Regions from separate parts of the Homo sapiens genome. Here region 2 is linked to region 1. The links are chromatin loops, found by intact Hi-C in ENCODE. Cell type or tissue: CD4-positive, alpha-beta T cell. All regions are shown on one strand. Each heading gives the region's core, and the rest is flanking DNA. Links, peaks and the distances in the headings are about the cores only.

Evidence for each region. Hi-C counts contacts between places; a loop is a spot of excess contacts. Peaks named below come from ENCODE experiments on the same cell type or tissue, not always from the same donor. Only the 100,000 strongest peaks of a DNase experiment are listed, where the experiment ranks them.
Region 2: a loop joins it to region 1, with 5 times the contacts of the local background. A loop is called at or near these places in 4 of 110 quality-filtered maps.

Annotation. Positions count from the first base shown.
Region 1 is chr15:38,696,070-38,704,392 of GRCh38, forward strand. It overlaps LINC02694 (long intergenic non-protein coding RNA 2694), which reads left to right and starts at 529. Exons shown (of 2, transcript NR_160786.1): 1 at 529-670; 2 at 2,069-3,969. RefSeq lists an enhancer at 639-688. In CD4-positive, alpha-beta T cell, for the core only: CTCF peaks have their summits at 3,729 (motif pointing left) and 3,928; DNase peaks (open chromatin) are centred at 422, 2,392 and 3,792; H3K4me3 peaks cover 2,628 bases; H3K27ac peaks cover 1,167 bases.
Region 2 is chr15:40,271,082-40,279,404 of GRCh38, forward strand. BUB1B-PAK6 (BUB1B-PAK6 readthrough) reads left to right here. Exons shown (of 10, transcript NM_001128629.3): 5 at 1,143-1,640; 6 at 1,785-1,918; 7 at 2,265-2,391; 8 at 2,470-2,595; 9 at 3,061-3,195; 10 at 4,846-6,406. The coding sequence ends at 5,013. PAK6 (p21 (RAC1) activated kinase 6) reads left to right here. Exons shown (of 11, transcript NM_001395430.1): 6 at 1,143-1,640; 7 at 1,785-1,918; 8 at 2,265-2,391; 9 at 2,470-2,595; 10 at 3,061-3,195; 11 at 4,846-6,406. The coding sequence ends at 5,013. ANKRD63 (ankyrin repeat domain 63) reads right to left here. Exons shown (of 1, transcript NM_001190479.3): 1 at 7,291-8,323. Among named protein-coding and RNA genes, the nearest start is that of ANKRD63, 7.8 kb to the right of the region's middle. RefSeq lists enhancers at 1,633-2,134, 2,856-3,356. In CD4-positive, alpha-beta T cell, for the core only: CTCF peaks have their summits at 3,768 (motif pointing left) and 3,970; DNase peaks (open chromatin) are centred at 3,780 and 6,570; H3K27me3 peaks cover 1,509 bases.

The DNA of each region.
Region 1 (8,323 bases), core at 303-8,302:
GGGACTGCATCTGGATCCCAGCTGTCAGGACCTGGCTTCCAGATCTGAATTCTAGAGCAGAGGGAGGGAAGGCAGAACACCTACCAGCACACTAATGTTTCAAGTTTGGCCTAGAGCAAAGAGCCTGAGTTGCTGTTGGCCAAACGTTGGCCTGTGTTTGTCAGACTGGGCTGAAGACTTCCTCCCTGGTCTATCCTTCACCTCTTATGCCACAGTTTTGGGAAACACTGTGCTCAGCAAGCTGAACTGCTTCTTGGGTGTGCGACTAGGGTGCCAGCCAGGCCAGGGACGTCCAGGACTGGAAGAAATGCAGGGGCAGGACCACAGCACAGGCTGATCAGGAGGCTGCCCCACCAGGAGCTCTGCTGAAGGCTGCATCCTCTCTGCTGAGAGTCAACCACTGTGCTGACTCACCATCCTTGTGGTTGAGAACCCATCAGCAAATTGGTGGCTCTGATGAGCCCTGGAGCTGCAAAATATAGGCCGGGGTACCTCAGCCGGAAGGGACTTCAGTTAGTGACAGGTTTTCTGTTCTGATATGGAGCTACAAGGGGCCCAAGAGGACCTGGGCATTTCCCTCTCTAGTCCCCGGAGGAACCATGAAACCAGGCCAGGAAGCAAGGCTAAGGGCAGGAGCAGCATCTGTCTCCAGGCGTCTGTTTGGATGGCTGTAAGTCCCACCTTGCTCTGTTTTTTTCTGCTATGGCTGAACCTGGATCTAGCAGGGTTCTCAGTTTCTGCTATGGCTGAACCTGGATCTCAGTCCCCTGGTGAGCTTAGCTCCTGCCTCCCAGAGAACTGGAATGACCTTATTCAGACACCTCCAGCCTGTATAAGTCAGGGGCAAGGACTGGGGAGTCAAGAGGGTTAAGGGAGTGAGAGGTGAGAGTTACAATCTACATTGTATTTTATGTCAACAGCATCCCCTGGAGTACTGCAAAGCTCTAAGTCAGATATCCCAGTGGGGGGCATCACCCATCCTAGACTTTCTCCCCTGCCCCATGCCCCTTATACCAACATCAATTCAGCACATAGCACTGTACTTGGCCATTAAGATAGTAAATAAATGCCTGGTGAATAGTTTGATAGACAGAAAGATGCCCACTCCCCCAACCCAAAGATGTTTACATTCTCATTCCTAGAAACTGTAAATATGTTATCTTAATAGCAAACAGGATTTTGCAAGTGTGGTTAACATTAAGGATCTTGAGATAAAGAGATTATCCTGGATTATCCGAATGGGCCTAATCTAATCCTAAAAAGCAGACAGGCTTCCCTGGGTGCAGTCAGAGACAGAAATGCAGCTAGGGGAATTGGAGTCAAAGAGAGGGCCATGAGAGAAGGATTCCATGCCCTGTGGCTGGTTCTGAGAGGTAGGGACTCTATGTAAGGACAGAGCAAATGTCTTCTAGGAGTTCAGGGTGGCCCCAGTTAGCAACCAGCAAGGACCTCAGTCTTACAGTCCCACGGAACTGTCAAGACCAGAATGAGCAAAGATAGTGATGCACCCCCAGAGCTGCCACCAAGGAACGCTGTCCTGCCGAGACGTTGATTTTAGTCCTATGAGACCCATAGGACTTCTGGCCCATAGAACTAAATGATAGTGTGTGTTTTAAGCTGCTAAAGTTTTGGTAATTTATTATAGTAGCAACCGATAATAGAAATGGCTATAAAATGGAATGTATTTTGTAACTGAACATAATTTTCTTGCCTCTGGTGTCCCTAATTTCCTTGGTGGCTGGCAGTCATAGAGAAGTCCTTTTCCATGGTTAGCTGTGTGCCAGTGACGGGGAGGGCATCCTTACTCTGGTCTCAAGTGCTTCTTGGCACCCCTGGGTTTACTTTTTTGCTGATGTCCCCTGGCATAGGTGTTGCTAGAAGCTGGCGTTTTTAGGAAGCACGTAGAACTCTCTGCTCCTTCATAGTCAGTCAGTGGCTCCATCCCAGGCAGGTGCTCCAGACCCATCCCATTCATTAGTCATCTATTCTGTACAAGAAACTTGATGAATTTTATTTCATTTAATTCTAACAACTATATGAATTAGGTAATGTTATCCCCATTTTACAGGGAGGAAAGCTGAGGCTCAGAGCAAGTGAACATCTAACCCAGGGCCACCAACAAGAGCTCAGGGATTGGAATCTGGGAGAAGATGCTTCCCTTCTCTTCTCCAAGAGTCCTTTTGGGGCTGGCAAGTTGATACAAGCTCCAGCTCATGTCTTCAGACAATGCTGGGTCCAAGGAAATGCATGGATCTCCTGCATTACAAAGTTTGACTCCAAGAGAAGCCCAGAAGTGGCTTCCAGCCCCTCCTACCTAACTGTGCCCCGCCGTTCACCACTTCCTGTCTTCCTGCGACCCAGTGACAGATGTGTCTGTGGGGGCTGCTACTTGGGAAAGTCCACCAGGAGGAGAGCATGCCAATCTCTCCTCTCAGATCCTCTGGGGGTTACTTTCCCCACCCAAACTAGGCCTTGATGTCAAGGCCTAGTTACAGGGATGTCAAACTAGGAGGTTGATGTCGGTGTGGTGTGTAAGATGTTGGGGAGAAGCTGCAGGTGCCTTCTTACCAGCTCTTCCTGAAAACTTGTCTCTCCCTCTCCTTGTTAGTCTGTTTTATAACTCACACTCCAGCCGGGGGGAAGTAAAGGAGCTTATCCCGTTCACAGATCCTGTAACCCATGGTGGTTATTACCTCATAGCTGGTGCAGTGTTCTTTGAGCCTAGCAGTTTGGTTTAGACTCAAGTGTCTATTCTTTGCAGTCTTTCTGGGGTTGGTAGCAGAGAAAGAGAAGAGAACAGGTAATTCGATCACTCAGGTTATTCGTGTGTAAAAGTTGAAGCCCTACCACAAACGTATGAGTGGATGTTATAGTGTAATAACCTGGACATTGCCAAGACAGCTTCCTCAGGGCTTTTGTTTCCTCAAGCCTACCTGAAGGCTCTCTTCTCAGTCACGGGGGATGGAATTGTTTCATCCCTGGCTTGCTCTGGGCCTCAGTTTCCCTATTCCAGGATAGTTTCCCTATTCCCTATTCTGCATCATAAAAAAAAAAATACACTCCTGATAGAAGTCGGTTGATGCTTTTGGCCTGCAGCCTCCTTAAGGTTAATAGTCCACATAATTTCCTCAGGGGCCCTGGCTGGCCTGTTGTGGGTGTACCCATGAAGTATCTTGATTTGCTATGATAGGAGCCACCTTGGCTTCCTGTGGAGATAAGCCCTGCCCCTCGTTCCCACTTTAAGCTTGAAAAGTCCCTTATCCAACTTTGGAATGGGAACTAGAAAGACTAAGCAGTGTCTCTCAGGGGTTCCTTCTGGGGTCACTCAGAAGAGGAGAACCAAGCAGTCTTGGCGGAGAGACACCTGAAGTTGGTCACTCGGCACATTACCAGGGGCTCAGCAATGACCAGCCTGCAACCATCCTGCCTTTCCCCAGGGGTCTGGGCTCCAGCCATGGAGGGTGGACTGGAGACTCCTTTGCCTTTCAACACTGTCTGGCCTGTCTCGGGTCCGGCACGTCTTTTCTCTACTGATTTTGTGGCTGTGGTTAACTTAGCTAACCTTTCAGTGAAATAATGTCTAGTGGCATTCCTTTACATTTTCCATGTGCTGTTTTTTCCATAACTCCATTTTCTTCAGGGCTGAGTTTGGGTCTTCATTTTTCCACCCACAGGCCTAGTTAAGCTTGGTCTTGTGCTCCAACTTACCTGCCCCAGACTTCTTGGATGGACATTGTCAATCTGGTCATATTGAGAGTGAAACTGCCACCTAGTGGTCACTGGAGGTGTGCCTGCCTTTTCATGAGCTCTCTTGCTGCTGGTTACCGGAAACATCAGTTGATGGTTTTCTTCTAAGCTAACTCAGAAGCTGTGATGTGAATCAGACCAAACAATTTATCTGCTTCAAATCCATATTGTAAAGAGGTTTAATATAAAGACATATTTTCAAATCAAAATAAATAATGAAGCAAAAATCAGATAGACATGTACTCCTTTGCCAAACTGGAACACAATTTTTCTTTCTTTGACTAAATTTCAATTCAAATGAAGTCCTACAAAGACAAAACAAATCAACTAACAAACAGCCCAACAAAAACACCTAAACCAAACAGCCCAGCAAAAAGCGGAATGGTCATTTTCATTTATCCAACACAAATCTACTTAGTGCTGGGCTGGTTCTGGTAGGCAACCAAGTGTTTAGTGGATACCCGAGCAGCTCATTCTAATACAACATGGCAACTTAAAATCAGGTGAAGAAATGCAGTGGGAGAAAACAAAGAGGAATTGGTAACTCTGCAGAGCAGTGACATTTGAATAGACTTGTCAAGGAAGACTAGATTTAGTCAGGCAGGAGGGAGAGAGGGCAGGGAGGGAATTCTACCTGACTAAGGAAGAGCATGTGCAAGGCCTAGGGGAATGGAAGAGAAGAATGAGTTCAGGTGTCTGGAAGAGGTTGTCTTAGTAGGTTTCCTGTTGCTGTAACAGAATACTACAGAGTGGGTAATTTATAATGAAGAGAAATTTATTTAGTGTATGGTTTTGGAGGCTGGGAAGTCCAAGAGCATGGTGCTGTCCTCCAGGAAGGGTCATTCCATGGCAGGGAGGCAGAAGGGCAAGAGAGGGAGTGTGAGAAAGAGAGACAGAGACAGAGAGGGAGGGAGGGAGGAAAAGGGGGCCAGACTCCCAAGATCGCTCACTCACTTCTGTGATGACAGCATGAGTCTATTCACAAAGGCAGAGCCCTCAGGACCTCATCACCTCTTACAGGCCCCATCTCCCAAAACTGTAACAACGGCAATTAAATTTCAACAACAGTTTTGGTGAGGACATTTGAACCATAGCAGGTGAGTAGTGTGGCTGAAAAAATATCATTAAGTCTAAAGCCTTGTAATGCATTAATTAACCACCTATTTTATATATTTATTGGCTACCTGTCTTATTCAAAGTAGATATACAAAGGTATGAGACATGGAGAAAAATTTAAGATGACATGGAGGTATATTGAAAAGATGTCAGTTCTTCCCAAATTAGTCTACAAATTCAAAACTAGCACAGTAAAGATCCCAGCAGGTTTTTTCTTTTGTGGAAATTGAGAAGCTATTTCTAAAATTTATTTAGAAATGTGGAGCCAAAAATAGCCAGACTATCTTAAAAAAGAACAAAACTGGAAGACTGATACTACTACATACCAAGAACTTTAATAAAGCTAAACGAATTGTTGGGAAACTGGCAACAATTAAAACTGAATGTACACACACCCTCGGACCCAGCAATTCCATTCCTATGTACATGTCCAACAAAAATGCATATATATTTAATAGAGATTTATACTAGATTGTTCAACACAATGGTATTCATAGCCGTAAATGGTGACTATCCGAATGCCTTTCAACCCGGTGGTGTCTTTGTACAACAGGATTCTGTATAGCAATGAAAATGAATGATTTACAATTACACACAACACTCTGGATGTATTTCACAAATATTACATTAAGAAAAAGATGCCAGACTCAAGAGAATACACATTGTCCAATTCCACTTATATAAAACAAAAAAAGGGCCCCAAACAAGGTCTTGCTCTGTCACCCAGGGTGGAGTACAGTGGCATAATCACAGCTCACTGCAGCCTCAAATTCCCAGGCTGAAGGATCTTCCTACCTCAGCCTTCTGAGTAGCTGGGACTATAGGAGCATGCTATCACACCCACCTAATATTTAAAAAAAAACTTTTTGTACAGATGGGATCTCCCTGTATAGCCCAGGCTGGTCTCAAACTCCTGCACTCAAGTGATCCTCCTGCCTCAGCCTCCCAAAGTGCTGGGATTACAGGCATCAGTCACTGCGCCCAGTGTAAAAAATGGCCAAAATTAATTGTGGTAGATTGATTGTACTAGCAGCTCTAACTCTTCATCTCTTAAAATCCATGCCCTTTGCCATATGACTGCAGCTCCTTTCACTGAAGATGTGGAGTGTATTTCCCCAGCAGGGTCAGGACTATGGTGAGGCAATGAAGGCAACTGCCCCAGCCTTAAAATTAAGGAGGCACCAAAATCCTCAGTAATCAAGAAAAATAATATTGAATGCAATGTTTTTGAAAAATCAAAATTAATGCAAGAAAATCCATTGTGAACAAAATTTCGATAAAGACAGGAGCTGACCCTGCACTTGCATAACTCAATTTACTAGCCTCACTCTACTAGCCTCACTCTAATCCTGGCTCTGTCAGATCCTATCTTGAATAAAGAGGATGCCTGCATATTTCTGTTTGTTCTCTTATTCTCTGCTATCACCATGGCCATGCCTGGCTAGCCTGCTGGAGGCGAGCTGTCCCCCAACCCCCAAGGTGCAAGAGAAAGTCTGTGGGGGATCAGTCACAGTGGTGGGAAAAATTATAGGGAAAGGATGCAAACCTTCTGAAAGGTTGGAAGCTCCTGCAGAGCCCCAGGAGAGAATAGCTGAAAGCAGCTGTTCTATAACCCTGAGGCAGAGGGCAAGGAGTAAGTACAAAGGAGTGTAGGGGAATTTATCTTAAACAGGCTTGTTTACTTATGTTGACCAGGAACTGACCTTTGATCATCCACACACCTGACTTTCTCTGGAAGGAGAACAATAAATGTTAATTACCTACAGGTTGTGTTGGCTCCAGGTTTTTGGCATTGTGCCTGAGCTGAATAAAAGCAAGCAGCTCCAGCTTCTCCAGGCTGCTGTCTGGCCGTTAGAGCCAGCCAGTCACCTAGCTGCTTTTATACTGCATACCTGTGTCTGAGTACTCATTTCATCCATTGGCCAAGGCCTGTGGGACAGACCTGGCAAGAGCCCAGCCAAGATGAACCAACTTGCCTACACAACCACCCCCGTGAGTGAATGATAAAATATTGAAGTTTTGTGATTGTTTGTTCTGCAGCAAGAGCCAACCGATGCACTGAACTATGTAGTTAAGGGTCAGGATAGAGGTTGCTTTTGGGAGATGAGGCATGAAGTGGGTTCTGAGGTGCTGCTGAGTTCTGTTTCTTAACCTGGGTGCTAATTACACAGTTGTATTCAGTTTGTGAAAATTGACTTGTATGTTTATGACCTGTACAACTTTCTATATTTTTATATTTGAAAACATTTTAAAGGGTAGGTGACAAGGCTCTTACTATTTTTTTCAAGGACAACTTACTGGGATAAGATGTATAAAATAAAAGTTACAAGCACCAGAGACTGAAATCAAAATCCAGAATAAATTGAACTTGAACTAATATTCAGAAAAATCTATGAAAATACCTATTTTGGACTCTATCCACAATTATTTATGTGAAACCACTTAGAATTACTTAGACCATTATTTTTAAATTCTGTTAGGCATGACACAATCACAACATAAGAATATTCTCTGAACCAGTATTTCATTCGGTTTGGGTTTTTGCTGAATTCATCTTTACATGTGGCTTTGCATGGCCTCATTTCAATAAAAATGAGACCAATGTAAATTATTATGATGGCTATTTTTCGACCATATAATACTGCTAATGTCAGTAGGCTTTTCTTTTCTTTTTTTTTAATGGAGTCTCCCTCTGTCGCCCAGGCTGGAGTGCAATGGCAAGATCTCAGCTTACTGCAACCTCTGCCTCCCAGGTTCAAGCCATTCTCCTGCCTCAGCCTCCCGAGTAGCTGGGATTACAGGCGCCACCACCACGCCTGGCTAATTTTTGTATTTTTAGTAGAGACAGGATTTCACCATGTTGGCCAGGCTGGTTTTGAACTCCTGACCTCAGGTGATCCACCCGCCTTGGCCTCCCAAAGTGCTAGAATTACAGGCGTGAGCCACTTTGCCTGGCTGGCTTGGCTTTTCTATGCACAGAGATTAGATATAACTATCATTCAGCATCAATCCAGGAGCAACTTTATCCATCCATCCAGTCTGATTCAATCATTATCTCATACCTGATGGGAAGAAGCTGGCATCTAATCAGAACTGTGATTTCCTTGCTGTGGATTCCTTTTTCTAGCTGGCTAGAATTGACTCTGAAGTGGGTGGGAAGAGCCTGTTATCAATTTGATGTCAAAGAGAAAGTCGTTCTGTTTTAAGAATTGAGATAAAAAGGGGAAAATACATAGCTAAATAATGGCATTTGTGATGTCTTCCTCCATATCCCAAAAGAATAACTTCTAGTTGCTTTTCAGAAAGACAGGCAAACCTGTACGAGTTCTCTGGGGGAAAAAAAGAGTTCTATCTAGTACCAGATTTGTTCCCTGCCCAGGTGTTTCCTATGCACCTGGGCCTGGCAGTGCCATGCCCCACTTTCCACAGCAGATGAGGGCCAGGAATGGTGCCAAGGTCT
Region 2 (8,323 bases), core at 96-8,095, 1.6 Mb after region 1:
GGCTTACATGATGGGTTTGGAGAAGTTCCTAGAAGGCTTTTTCTGCATCCCCTGAAGCATCCCTCTCCAGGTGCCCTTTAAAAACACGTAATCCCTGGGAGGGGTCATGGTGCATATCACCGCTCCTTGGGGAGAACCCAAAGATGGGCGGGCACCTTTCCTGTCAGAAAGAGCAGAAGGGCTTGGGCTCGGAAAAGCAAGAAGCCTCGCAGGCTTCCAGGGCTGGGCCTGAGCAGGGCTCACTGGGGGCCCAGGCTGCCCCTCAGCTCCACCTTCCCTTCCTCCCTCCCTGCCAGAGCCAATGAGGATAGGCCCCCTACCTTCTCCTCCCTCCCGGGGGCTCCTTAGCCAGGAGTTTCATGCCAGGGAGGAAGTGGAAGGACTCCTTTAGGGGGTCCTTAAGACATCTCCCCATCCCTGGCCTCAAGGCTTGGGTTTGGCTGGACCTACCCTCCTAACTCCAGATCTCTCTGGCACCAGATTCCCAGCCCAGGGGAGACACCTGAGAACCCCCCAGATGGTGACACACCTCTGTGGTCCTCTGTCAGGGACATAACCTCCCAGCACAGATTTGCAAACTCCCTGCTGCAGGCACAGGCAGGGCTATCGGGCCCCAGGTGTGGCTCCCCTGCCTTGGTTCAGGGAGTGGAGACACAGTTGCCCACTGCTCCCCACCCCACTGCCAGGCCTCTTCTGCCCCCATGGGTCCTGGGGTGGGGGAGCCTTGGGAGTGAAGAATGCCTCTGACCCAGATTCTTCAAGCAGCCTCTGAGCTCAGAGGAAGAGTCTGCCTCACGGCAGCCTCCCTGGGGTCTAGCTGTCAATCGCCCAGGAAGAAATACCCAGCGCAGGACCCGGCGGGGAGCTGGCCTTCTCTGTCTTCCCAGGTGCAGCAGAGCGAGTGTAAGGAGCTGTCTTGGGCCTGCCCAGCCTGGTGCCCTGCGGGGGACTGCTGGCACAGGACTGTGACTGGGCTTCAGCTCTGTCTGAAAATCTTTGCTCAGAGCACCTCCCTAGTTTGATCTGATACCCCGCCTGACCCTGCCAGAGTCCAGAGGTCACGGCGGCCAGCCCCTGCCTCCGGGAAGGTTATTCCAAATGCTCCCACAGCCCTGACCCTTCCTGTTGCTTTGTCCCTGCAGCCCAACTCCTCTTTCCGACCGCCGCAGAAAGACAACCCCCCAAGCCTGGTGGCCAAGGCCCAGTCCTTGCCCTCGGACCAGCCGGTGGGGACCTTCAGCCCTCTGACCACTTCGGATACCAGCAGCCCCCAGAAGTCCCTCCGCACAGCCCCGGCCACAGGCCAGCTTCCAGGCCGGTCTTCCCCAGCGGGATCCCCCCGCACCTGGCACGCCCAGATCAGCACCAGCAACCTGTACCTGCCCCAGGACCCCACGGTTGCCAAGGGTGCCCTGGCTGGTGAGGACACAGGTGTTGTGACACATGAGCAGTTCAAGGCTGCGCTCAGGATGGTGGTGGACCAGGGTGACCCCCGGCTGCTGCTGGACAGCTACGTGAAGATTGGCGAGGGCTCCACCGGCATCGTCTGCTTGGCCCGGGAGAAGCACTCGGGCCGCCAGGTGGCCGTCAAGATGATGGACCTCAGGAAGCAGCAGCGCAGGGAGCTGCTCTTCAACGAGGTGGGAGGACAGGGTGGGACACAGACGGGGGCGTTGGGGATGGGCAGTGAGCAGCCAGCCAGGCTGGACATCTGTGAGCAGGGGCAGTGGGTGGCCATGCGTCTGGGCACTGTGCCTGGCACTCAGGCCCCCGCCTGCCCCCAGGTGGTGATCATGCGGGACTACCAGCACTTCAACGTGGTGGAGATGTACAAGAGCTACCTGGTGGGCGAGGAGCTGTGGGTGCTCATGGAGTTCCTGCAGGGAGGAGCCCTCACAGACATCGTCTCCCAAGTCAGGTGGGCAGCTGGGAGGGCTGGACCCTGAGTGCAGGCTGCCCTCACCATGGCCCTGCCAGGGCAATGTGGTCTTCTGCCTGTGGCCCAGAAGACTTGGGATGCCTGGGCTCCCCTGCCTGCTGGGGTAACTGAGACCCAGGGGTCTTGGGAGTGGAGAAGAGAAGGATAGCTTCTAGCCAAAGCTCAGGCCCCAGTTTTCACCAGGGCTATGGCCTGACTGTGCTGCCAAACAGATTGCCTGGGAGCTGTGGGGCCTAGCACCAGGGACTCCTACTCTGCTCAGCCACCCCACGACCTGCCAGAGCTAACGTTCTCTTTCATCGGGTGGCCCCACCTTCCTGTCCAGGCTGAATGAGGAGCAGATTGCCACTGTGTGTGAGGCTGTGCTGCAGGCCCTGGCCTACCTGCATGCTCAGGGTGTCATCCACCGGGACATCAAGAGTGACTCCATCCTGCTGACCCTCGATGGCAGGGTAGGTCCCATCCTGTCCCTGGCACAGCCACGCTCCCACTTCCTCCTGATCCACCACTCACTCCCTTTTCAACCGCAGGTGAAGCTCTCGGACTTCGGATTCTGTGCTCAGATCAGCAAAGACGTCCCTAAGAGGAAGTCCCTGGTGGGAACCCCCTACTGGATGGCTCCTGAAGTGATCTCCAGGTCTTTGTATGCCACTGAGGTAACCGTTCCCTCCACCCCCCAGACCTCCCAAAAGCAACTTGGCAACTGGCAGCTCTTCTGCTGTGGCCCCTCCAGTGAGCTCACCAAAAGCAGCCCTGGTTTTCAGAGTCCCACCTAGTCAACACCCTTCCCCCTTTCGATGGGGCTGCTCTTACCCAGTGACTTTGCTGCCAGGAACGAGTCCTGCAAGTGCTTTCCTCAGCTCAAGGGCAGAATGGGGTATGGCCGGGCCTCCTATGTATGATGGCCTTTCTCTGAGTGACTGACAGCTGTGTCCCTATAGGCAGTGGTCACTCATGCAGGCAGTAACTGGCCACAGGGCAGGTGACCAGGGGAGGAAGGAGACAGACCCACCAAGGAGAGCTGGGGCCAGCTGTCCCCCCTCCACCACTGCTGCCACCAGAACGCAGCTACCAATGGGCCAGGGTCTGGCCATGGGGTCAGGGACATTTTCCTCCTGCAGGTGGATATCTGGTCTCTGGGCATCATGGTGATTGAGATGGTAGATGGGGAGCCACCGTACTTCAGTGACTCCCCAGTGCAAGCCATGAAGAGGCTCCGGGACAGCCCCCCACCCAAGCTGAAAAACTCTCACAAGGTCAGTTGGCACACAAGGGTGCGACCTCGCAGACCCCATTCCTCCTGAGGCAAGGGGACCAGAACCTGGGCTCCCAGCATCTCCCTTCCACTGAAGCCACAGGGTCTGGGCTCCTGGAAAAGGCTCCTCTTTCCCCACACAAAACCCGCACCTGGGTGTGGAGCCGCATCTACGCACAAGTTCGCATGTGCGCTCCGACAAGTCGCCTCCCACGGCTGTGGCAGGAGAGTTGCTGCTTGGCAGAAGGGTTGCTGCTTGGCAGGCACTGGTCGGAAGCCCAGTGGGGCCCATGAGCAGGGAAAGCCAGGACACCAGCAATCCCTGCTGTCCAGGGAGGGATCCGGAGAAGCTTCACTGAGCACAAACCCTTCTAACCCGTGTCGGGAGATCCATACCATGATTCGATGTCCCTGTCCATCACGGCGAGTCGGCTCATGCTCCATCGTTGCACACCCCGACACAGCTAAGCCACAGCGTTCCCCTTAAAGCCAGTATAAGTGCATGGAAGTGTATACATGTAACCCTTTTTGCCAAATCGGCCCCAACCCCGCAGGCCTTACTGTGGACGCCCCCTGCTGGCAGGTCAGCACGGGGCTGCTAAGTGGCACCGCCATCTGGTGGCCAAAACAAGAAATGTCTCAGAGGGCTGAAGCCTCTCCTCTAAAATAGCAAAAAAACAAGAGTTCTGTGGCCCCAACACAAAGCTGGATGGGAGGACCAACAGGAAACATCTTCCAAGACAACTGGTCCTTGGAGCCCGCACCGCTAACCCCAAAATTAGCATATAAAGATCTCCAGTTGGCTAATTCCTCAGAGGATGTAGCCTTCTGCCCAAGACTCAGCCTCATCCCAAGATACTGGCTCAAAATGAACCAAGATAAGCCCTTGCTTTAGACTCTTAAGGCCTAGAGCAACAAAGAAATCTTCCTTTTCAGGTCTCACTTTATTTTCTATTTTTCAGAGTACTTCCTCATCCTTGACTTGTTTGTTTCTGTTGTTGTTGGTTTTTTTTTTTTTTTTTTTTTTGGAGATGGAGTCTCTCTCTGTTGCTCAGGCTGGAATGCAGTGGTGCGATCTCAGCTCACTGCAACCTCCGCCTCCTGGGTTCAAGCAATTCTCCTGCCTCAGCCTCCTGAGTAGCTGGGATTACAGGCACGTGCCACCATGCTCAACTAATTTTTGTATTTTTAGTAGAGACAGGGTTTCGCCATGTTGGTCAGGCTGGTCTACGAACTCCTGACCTCGTAATCTGCCCAACTTGGCCTCCCAAAGTGCTGGGATTACAGGCTTGAGCCACTGCGCCCAGCGACCTGTTTTTAAAATCTCAAAAGCCCTATGTGGCAGACAGGGCAAGCATACTTTATCACTAGCCCATTTTACAGATGAGAAAACTGAGGCCTAGAGAAAACTGTGACTTGCCTGAGATCACGGATAGAGCCAGATCTGGATCACTGATGCCAATCCTCTGCCCCTTCCACAGAGCTATAGCATCTGAATGCTGAGAGCCTTGAGGGGGTGGGGAGGGACAAGGGAACAGGAAGTTAAAAAACCAGCGAATTCATGACTTTCAAACAATGATAAGTCCAGGCAATCAGGTCACCCCGAAGTGACTGCAAATTGTGGCTTCATCTTACTGCCCTGCCTCTACAGGTCTCCCCAGTGCTGCGAGACTTCCTGGAGCGGATGCTGGTGCGGGACCCCCAAGAGAGAGCCACAGCCCAGGAGCTCCTAGACCACCCCTTCCTGCTGCAGACAGGGCTACCTGAGTGCCTGGTGCCCCTGATCCAGCTCTACCGAAAGCAGACCTCCACCTGCTGAGCCCACCCCAAGTATGCCTGCCACCTACGCCCACAGGCAGGGCACACTGGGCAGCCAGCCTGCCGGCAGGACTTGCCTGCCTCCTCCTCTCAGTATTCTCTCCAAAGATTGAAATGTGAAGCCCCAGCCCCACCCTCTGCCCTTCAGCCTACTGGGCCAGGCCGGACCTGCCCCCTCAGTGTCTCTCCCTCCCGAGTCCCCAGATGGAGACCCCTTTCTACAGGATGACCCCTTGATATTTGCACAGGGATATTTCTAAGAAACGCAGAGGCCAGCGTTCCTGGCCTCTGCAGCCAACACAGTAGAAAAGGCTGCTGTGGTTTTTTAAAGGCAGTTGTCCACTAGTGTCCTAGGCCACTGCAGAGGGCAGACTGCTGGTCTCCACAGATACCTGCTGTTCTCAGCTCCAGCTTCAAACCTCGAGTCTCGAGAGGGCCACGGGGTGGTTTTTATGACCGGAATCCCGCTTCCTCCCTCACGTCTGATGTCCTGAAGGTGCAGTCCCACCTGTACAGCCCCTCCCCGCCCAGAACTGTGAATGGCCTGCTCCAGGCCATGGCTGGGGGCAGGGAGTGAGGGGACAATTTCTGAGTGAAAGAGAAAGAATGGGGTCGGTGGTGAAGGTGCTCTCACTTTACAGAATGGAGAGAACATCGTGTGTGTGTGTGTGTGTGTGTGTGTGTGTGTGTGTGTGTAAGGGGAGGAAAGCCACCTTGACAGCCCAGGTCCCTCCAGGTCACCCACAGCCAGTTTCAGGAAGGCTGCCCCTCTCTCCCACTAAGTTCTGGCCTGAAGGGACCTGCTTTCTTGGCCTGGCTTCCACCTCTCCACTCCTGTGTCTACCTGGCCAGTGGAGTGGTCCATGCTAAGTCTAACACTCCTGGGAGCTCAGGAGGCTTCTGAGCTTCTCCTGTACTGTGCATCGTGAGGGCCAGAGACAGGAATGTAAGGATTGGCAACTGTGTTACCTTTCAAGTTTATCTCAATAACCAGGTCATCAGGGACCCATTGTTCTCTTCAGAACCCTATCTGGGAGAGAAGGCGAACCACCTCCGGGTTTCCATCATGTCAAGGTCACAGGCATCCATGTGTGCAAACCATCTGCCCCAGCTGCCTCCACAGACTGCTGTCTCCTTGTCCTCCTCGGCCCTGCCCCACTTCAGGGCTGCTGTGAGATGGAATTCCAGGAAAGAACTTCAGGTGTCTGGACCCTTTCTATCTAGATAATATTTTTAGATTCTTCTGCTCCCTAGTGACCTACCTGGGGGCAAAGAAATTGCAAGGACTTTTTTTTAAGGGTCAGAGTTTTCAAAACAAAAGCATCTTCCCTAGAAATTTTTGTGAATTGTTTGCACTTGTGCCTGTTTTAAATTAAATTGAGTGTTCAAAGCCATTGGGCTTCCTGTGTCTCTGGGAGCGGAGACCGGCCGTCTTGGAGGGGGGTCTCCTGTGGCGGGTGAATCTCGTGTAGCCTCCCCTCCTCCCCACGTGAGCTCTCCAGCAGCCACACCACAGAACACCCAACTTCCCTGGTGGCCTGTGGACCCGAAAGGAGGGCAGAGAGGAAGGGAAACAGGAAGTGAAAGGCCCTTGGGAATGAAGGCGATGAAAAATAGACGGGGCTACTTCCCCAGGGGAGAAGAGCCCACAAGGAAAGCCAGGGCCCTGCGCTGCGTTTGCGGGGGGTGGCCGAAGTGGCTGACGACCACCCTGTGTGTCAGCTTCTCCCATCCTCTGCGCGCTCCTCACCCCCACCCCAGACCTCCAGCTGTCCATAGGAAGTGGTCTGAAACCGCTTCCAGTGGGAGAGCAGTCCCTGCCTCACTCCTCAGGACTGAGGGAGATGGTGTGGGGTTCAAAAAGAACGGAGCAGAGCCTGGAAACCAGGGAGCCTGGGCTTTCGTTCTGGGGGTGGGGAGGTGGATGAAATTATCTTGCAACTTCCAGCTCCCACACGGATTCCCGCACTTCCTTCCTGAGATCTCCCACTGCCCAGGATTCAGGAGCAAGCCAGGAGCAAGGAACCATGCAGCCTTTCTTTCACTCCCCAGTGCATTCACACCCTGACAGGTGCCCTGGTGCTGCGGCTGGCCCGGCCTGTCCCCCCAGCTCAGCAGAAGCAGCACCTGTGACTTACCTTCAGGAGCCAGCACAGTAGGACGGGCAGGGCGGAGGCTCACTAAGGCAGGGGCCTCCACAGGAGGCAAAGGCTCGGTCCATCTCTCCAAAGGGAGCCGAGGGTCAGGAGTGCTTGATAAGGCAAAGAGAGGCCAGTTCTCGCAACGGAATAATACACTGGATTTATTAACTATTCTTTGAGTTCTAACAGTCCTTCCACCACACAGTATCACTCTGAAAGGGTGTGCATGTCTCACAGCTCACACACACACCACTTCTGATCTTAGGGTACCAAGTGCCAGCATCCTGGGTGACTCTTCACAATGACAAAAGCAACAAGAACTGGAAAAGCAAAATATTTAGAAAAGTCTCTTCTGAAGGTAGAGATTGCTAGAGAGGACCCAGCCTCAACACCCTGGGGCTGACAAAGGGAGTTCAGGAGAGAAAAATGTGGTAAAACATGGAAGTTCTGCACAGAGCCGGGCCTGGGAAGGAGTCTGTATGTATGGACAGCAAGGCAGTCAGACACACGATGCAGTTCAGACAGGAAAGAGCCGCTGCAGTTGTTTAGAAACATCGCTTTCTACCACCAAGCTCTCGGCAGCTCCACAGAGAAGAGCCCTCATGGTTGTTTATCCAGTCAAGAGGGCCCAGGGTGACATTCAACCAGAAAGCCGTATATCAGAGATACTGGAAAGATTACAGCACCTCTGATACAATGTGCAACCCAGACTTCATGCTGTTAAGCCAAAATACTTGCATTTCTACACCACTAAAAACGTCATTAAAATTCAACACAGTTGAAAAGGGAGTACATAAGCAAGCAAGGGTCAGAAAGCAGCAGTTTGCACTTGGGGTGTCCAGTGGTCCCCACCCTACCCCAGACCCTCTCTCTCAGGCTTTTCAGGCACTTGGTATTGTGCACCCACCACCCAGACGGGGACTGAGGAGAGGCAGATGTTTTGGGAGAAGAGGGGAGGGAGAGGGCAGAATACCTCAGAAACCAAAGCTAGTATCAGAAGAAAACTGCATAATCGGCAGGTCCCAAGGGAAGGGTTGGCAGCTCCAGCTTTTCGGAAGAGAGCTGTAGCTCTCAGCCTTAACTTGGAAGATTTAACTTGGGGTCCTTATTGAAGGGTCTGGGCTCCTGCTACTCTCAATGCGAGTTTTTTGTTCATTGTCCCTCACTTCA